Regions from separate parts of the Homo sapiens genome. Here region 1 is linked to region 2. A link is an interaction called in ENCODE POLR2A ChIA-PET data of the cell type or tissue named here. Cell type or tissue: OCI-LY7. All regions are shown on one strand.

What was found. Peaks named below come from ENCODE experiments on the same cell type or tissue, not always from the same donor. Only the 100,000 strongest peaks of a DNase experiment are listed, where the experiment ranks them.
Region 1: POLR2A ChIA-PET joins it to region 2 with 24 read pairs; 6 of 35 experiments call an interaction of 5 or more read pairs at or near these places.

What each region holds. Positions count from the first base shown.
Region 1 is chr19:12,956,133-12,958,632 of GRCh38, forward strand. GADD45GIP1 (GADD45G interacting protein 1) reads right to left here and starts at 1,091. Exons shown (of 2, transcript NM_052850.4): 1 at 731-1,091. The coding sequence starts at 1,080. RefSeq lists enhancers at 418-467, 567-1,439 and a silencer at 868-1,037. In OCI-LY7, no CTCF peak of the experiment used is centred here; DNase peaks (open chromatin) are centred at 1,119 and 1,499; H3K4me3 peaks cover 2,130 bases; H3K27ac peaks cover 2,180 bases.
Region 2 is chr19:13,019,880-13,022,379 of GRCh38, forward strand. The region is part of intron 1 of NFIX (nuclear factor I X); the gene reads left to right. Among named protein-coding and RNA genes, the nearest start is that of NFIX-AS1, 6.0 kb to the left of the region's middle. In OCI-LY7, no CTCF peak of the experiment used is centred here; no DNase peak of the experiment used is centred here.

The DNA.
Region 1 (2,500 bases), 64 kb before region 2:
GAGGCTTCCCAAACCAAAGCTGCCCTCAGGCACACACTCTTCACTCTTTTACCTTCCTACTAGTCGGCTGTCACCATTGGTATTATCTTGCCTGTCAGCTGTCGCCATCTGATATTAAGGGCCCTTTTGGGGCCTGCCTCGGCCTCCCAAATAACTGGGATTACAGGCACGAGCCACCGCCCCCGGCCTGGGACAGGGTCTTGCACACGGTATGCGCTCAGTAAAGACTTGGTGGTGATGGCCGGACGTGATGGCTCACACCTGTAATCCCGGCACTTTGGGAGGCTGAGGCAGGTGGATCACTTGAAGTAAGGAGTTTGAGACCAGCCTGGCCAACATGGTGGAACCCCGTCTCTACTAAAACTACAAAAATTTGCCGGGCGTGGTGGTGCACGCCTGTAATCCCAGCTACACCGGAGGCTAAGGCGGGAGAATCGCTTGAACCGGGGAGGCGGAGGTTGCAGTGAGCCAAGATCTTGCGACTGCACTCCAGCCTGGGCAACAGAGCGAGACTCTTGTCTCCAAAAAACAAACAAACAAACAAACAAAACTTGCTGATGAATGACTAAATGGACGTTATTCTGAGTTTGTTTTGCGGCCAGGTGAGCGTATACATAAATCTACAACATGCAGATGCTGCGACGTGACCCCGAAGGGGTAGGCACGGTTTGGGGCCCAGTTCGCCCACGGGGCACAGAGGGCAGCCCCGCGTCTGCCTGCACGCACGCACCTCTCCCGACGCTTCTGCTCTTCGGCCAGCTGCTTCACCCGCAGCGACTCCTGCATGGTCGCCAGGCTCGGGTACCATTCGCGTTCTTCGGCCTCCAGCTCCCGCAGCTGCTCCGGCGACGGCCATAACGAACCGGGGACCACCCCGGAGGCGGCGCCGTAACGCGCGAACTGCTTAGCCGCGTAGCGCGGTCCCAGCTGCCACCGCGGGGTCAGGAGGTCCTCGGGGTCTGGCCACCGGGGTCCCGGCCTGCGGCGCGGGGGCGGCCGCGCCCGGTAGCCACGGGAACCCGGGGCCAGGGTCGCCGCCACACCTAGTAGGCTGCGTGCCTGTCGCACGGACGCCGCCATCTTGGCTGTGCGGGGTCCTCACAGGCCCGCCGGGCTGTCCATGCCCGGTGCCTGAGCGCGAGGCCCGGTGTGGGCCAGGGCAGGGCGAGGGGTGTCCCTGCTGCCTCAGTTCGGGGGAGGGCGGCGAAGGGGATAGTATGGGTTTTATACGTTTCCAAGTATAACTTTAAATTTTAGTTAAGCAGTTACTGATTAAAGTCATTTTTAATTTTCACTTTTTTTCTTCTCCTTTCTGCACACTGACACTTAAAAATACATATTTTTGTCGGGCGCGGTGGCTCACGCCTGTAATCTCAGCACTTTGGGAGGCCGAGGCGGGCGGATCACCTGAGGTCGCGAGTTCGAGACCAGTCTTTTTTTTTTTTTTTTTTCGAGACAGAGTCTCGCTCTGTCGCCCAGGCTGGAGGGTAACGGCGTGATCTCGGGTCACTGTAACCTCCGCCTTCCGGGAGGAGAGGAGAAACCCCGTCTCTACTAAAAATACAAAATTAGCCGGGCATGGTGGCGCATGCCTGTAGTCCCAGCTCCGCGGGAGGCTGAGGCAGGAGAATCGCTTGAACCCGGGAGGCGGAGGTTGGGGTGGGCCGAGATCGTGCCATTGCATTCCAGCCTGGGTAACAAGAGCGAAACTCCGTCTAAAAAATTAATAAATAAAAATAAATACATACATGCATACACACACACACACATATACATATATATATACGCTCACCTGGCTACAAATATATATTTGTGTATTTTTTTCTAAGTGTTCAGTGTTCTTTGGGTAAAAATTGTATTTTTGTTTTTTGCATATCAGAAACCATACTGTTTTATTCATCCATGTGTCTTCTGTGCACACAGTAGCCCTCCAATGAATAATCTGAAATCATGTTGAATGAACACATTGAAAAATCAAAAATAAGAGGCTGTGGCAGGGCCACTGATATGGTTTGGCTCTGTGTCCCCAACCAAATCTCATCCTGAATTATAATCCCCATGTGTCCAGGGAGGGACCTGTAATCCCCACATGTCGGGGAAGGGAGGTGGTTGGATCACGGGGGTGGTTTCCCCCATGCTATTCTTTTTTTTTTTTTTTTGCCTTCAAAAAGTTTATTTTATTTTATTTTATTATTATTATACTTTAAGTTTTAGGGTACTTGTGCACAACGTGCAGGTTTGTTACATATGTATACATGTGCCATGTTGGTGTGCTGCACCCATTAACTCGTCATTTAGCATTAGGTATATCTCCTAATGCTATCCCTCCCCCCTCCCCCCACCCCACAACAGTCCCCGGTGTGTGATGTTCCCTTTCCTGTGTCCATGTGGTCTCATTGTTCACTTCCCACCTATGAGTGAGAACATGCGGTGTTTGGTTTTTTGTCCTTGCGATAGTTTGCTGAGAATGATGGTTTCCAGTTTCATCCATGTCCCTACA
Region 2 (2,500 bases):
CAATGGGGGAAATACCTTTCCCCCACAATGTTTCCTGCTTTTCCTTTTTTCCCCCCTTGTCTTTTTTTTTTCTCTTCCTATTACCAGCATCAGTGGCTTCCTTTCCCCATTTCCCATGTCCTTCTACTCTGTGGCCTGCATGTCCCCTTGCTCTTTCCATCACCTGAACTCTTACACTTGCCAGTGACTCAGACCTGGAGAAGCCTTGAATCGTATGAGGGATTTTTTGTCTTGATTCTGGTCTTTGGTGCAGGATGTAAAGCGGTCTGATCTCCTGCCTGGGGCTGGAGGGGAGAAGAGAAGGAGGCTGGGCTGGGAACAGGTAATCTTCCAACAGGAGCCTCCACTCTTTAACAAAAGGGGGACAGTTTCCTTTTGTCTAGGGCTCATGAGGGGCGTGTCTGGGCTGATGGCCGCCACCAGTGGCATGCAGGAGGAGGGGGCCCGCAGTGAAGGGTGCTTGAAATGTTTCTAATGGAACCCGAGCAATTCCTCTGTGTGCGCCCAAAATAGGAGGGGAGGAAGGGAGGGAGGGAGGAAAGAGAAATAGAGAAAGAGACCTTCTCATCTCCCGAAGCATCAGAATATCCTGGCCACTCCTCCAGAAAGGCCTCCTCCACTGGGAGCCAGCAGCCCATAGAGAGAATGGGGTGAGGGGAAAGTATTTGCCTGAGAATCTTCTGCCCACCTGCAAGGTTATAGCCACTGGCAGGAGAAGGACAATTGACAATTGTTCTTCCTCCAACTTTCTGCCCTGGGAAAGGCCTGTTGCTTCTTCTGTTAAGAGAGCCTTGAGGGGGTGCTTGGGGCTCTTTGTAGGTCCCTGAGGCTCTATTGAGACACTCTTCTGCCGCCTCTCCTCTGATCTCTCCGCCAGTCCGTGGAGTTTTGACCCCCAACCCCTCTCCAGGAGCCAGTCGTGCATCTTGTCCTGTTTCCCTAACTTCTACATGGATCCTTCCATCTGTCATTTCCCAGCTGTGGGACTGTTGCTGCCCCCACCTCTATCCCTGACCCAGTTGTACCACCAGATTCAGATTCAACCCATGTCGAGCATGTCTCTTCTACTGTGGCACTGTGGTCTGTGAAGTGGAACATGCCAGGATTCTCCAGGAGGCTCGTGTTGGCCATTTTCTGTTTGGTGTCTAATATTTAGTATAAATCAGAATACAAGAAAAACACCTCCATGCCAAATATAAACTCACTTGTAGTTTTTAATGACCTCATCTTGACTTTAGAAGGTAAAATTGTTTCCACAAGGTGGAGAGGCAGGATTTGGTACCTTATGTCATGTCTCTGAGCTAACATCTTTGGCTGATTGGACTGAAGCTGGTTATTAACATGATGTGAATTATTGGACACCACCCTAAGAGGCCTGTCTCTGATACCACCTGCCTTCTGTACTCTCACCTCTAACCGTTTCTTTCAGGGATCAGCCATGAGCTCAGTTCACTTGAGATGGATAATTCAGGGCACAGACTGGGGTCCCAGGTGTTGGGCAGCCCCTCTCCCATTGTCAGGGTTCAGCGCCAGCCCAGGGCTGGATGTTTTATTTTGGCATGCCCCAGGTGCTCTTCCGGGAACCTTTCTGCCAACATAAAGGCCACAAAGCACAGGGTTTCAGTTGGGGAAGAAAGGGGCACGAGTGAGCAGTGACCTTTTTTCCGTCGCCAGCTGAGGACTGAGCCTCGCTGAGGGAGAGGGCGGCTGTAGGGATGGGGTTCTGAGTGGAATTGGATCCCTTTCTCCCTGTCTGCAGCCACATCCTTCTTCCTCTGCTTTTCCTTTTATGTCATATCTATTTCCTTCTTACTGTGTTTCGAAGGCCTCAAGCATGGCTGCTCCATAGCTCTAACTGGAGAGACCCCCTCAGAAGTGGGACTCCCCTACCCAGTGCTCACCCTTTCTGCTTGCTGTGAGGAAGGTCCCCAAGTGGAGGACCAGAGCAGGGGCTCCCCGGTGGGTCACTTCTCTGTGACTTGATTTCCCCCAGGTGGCCTGTTTTTGATAGAGCCCTTTGCTGTTTTTTGTTGTGTCCTTTCTTAGCTCTTTTCTTTTCATTTGGGTTTCTCATTTTATACTTTTGCACTTTGCACTGCTAGGGTTTGGGCTCTTTAGTCTAAATTGATTTGGGAGACAGGTAAGAAAACTAATCTCAGGTCAACTGGAGAGGGCAGATCTGGAGAATTAAATGCCTGTGCAGTGGTGAGGGGCGTTGGTCAGATTCCTTGCCTCTGCTCAGAGGTAGTGTCCATCTTTTTGCCTTTGTCACTTCTCCCCGGGTCTGGCTGTTGTTTGTGGCTGCGTGTAGAGCTTGTCAGGCGGAGTGCTGTGACAGGAGGCTATTTTAATAAACTGTTGCAGTTTCTCGAGCCGAGCTGTGTTGCGTTGGCATCCCTCGTCACCGCTAATGGAGTGTGCGTGGCTGGGTGTGGGCCGAAGGAGGAGGCTGAGCTTGCTGGGGGCTGGGGGAGAAGGGAGGGACGTGTGGGGTGCTGGC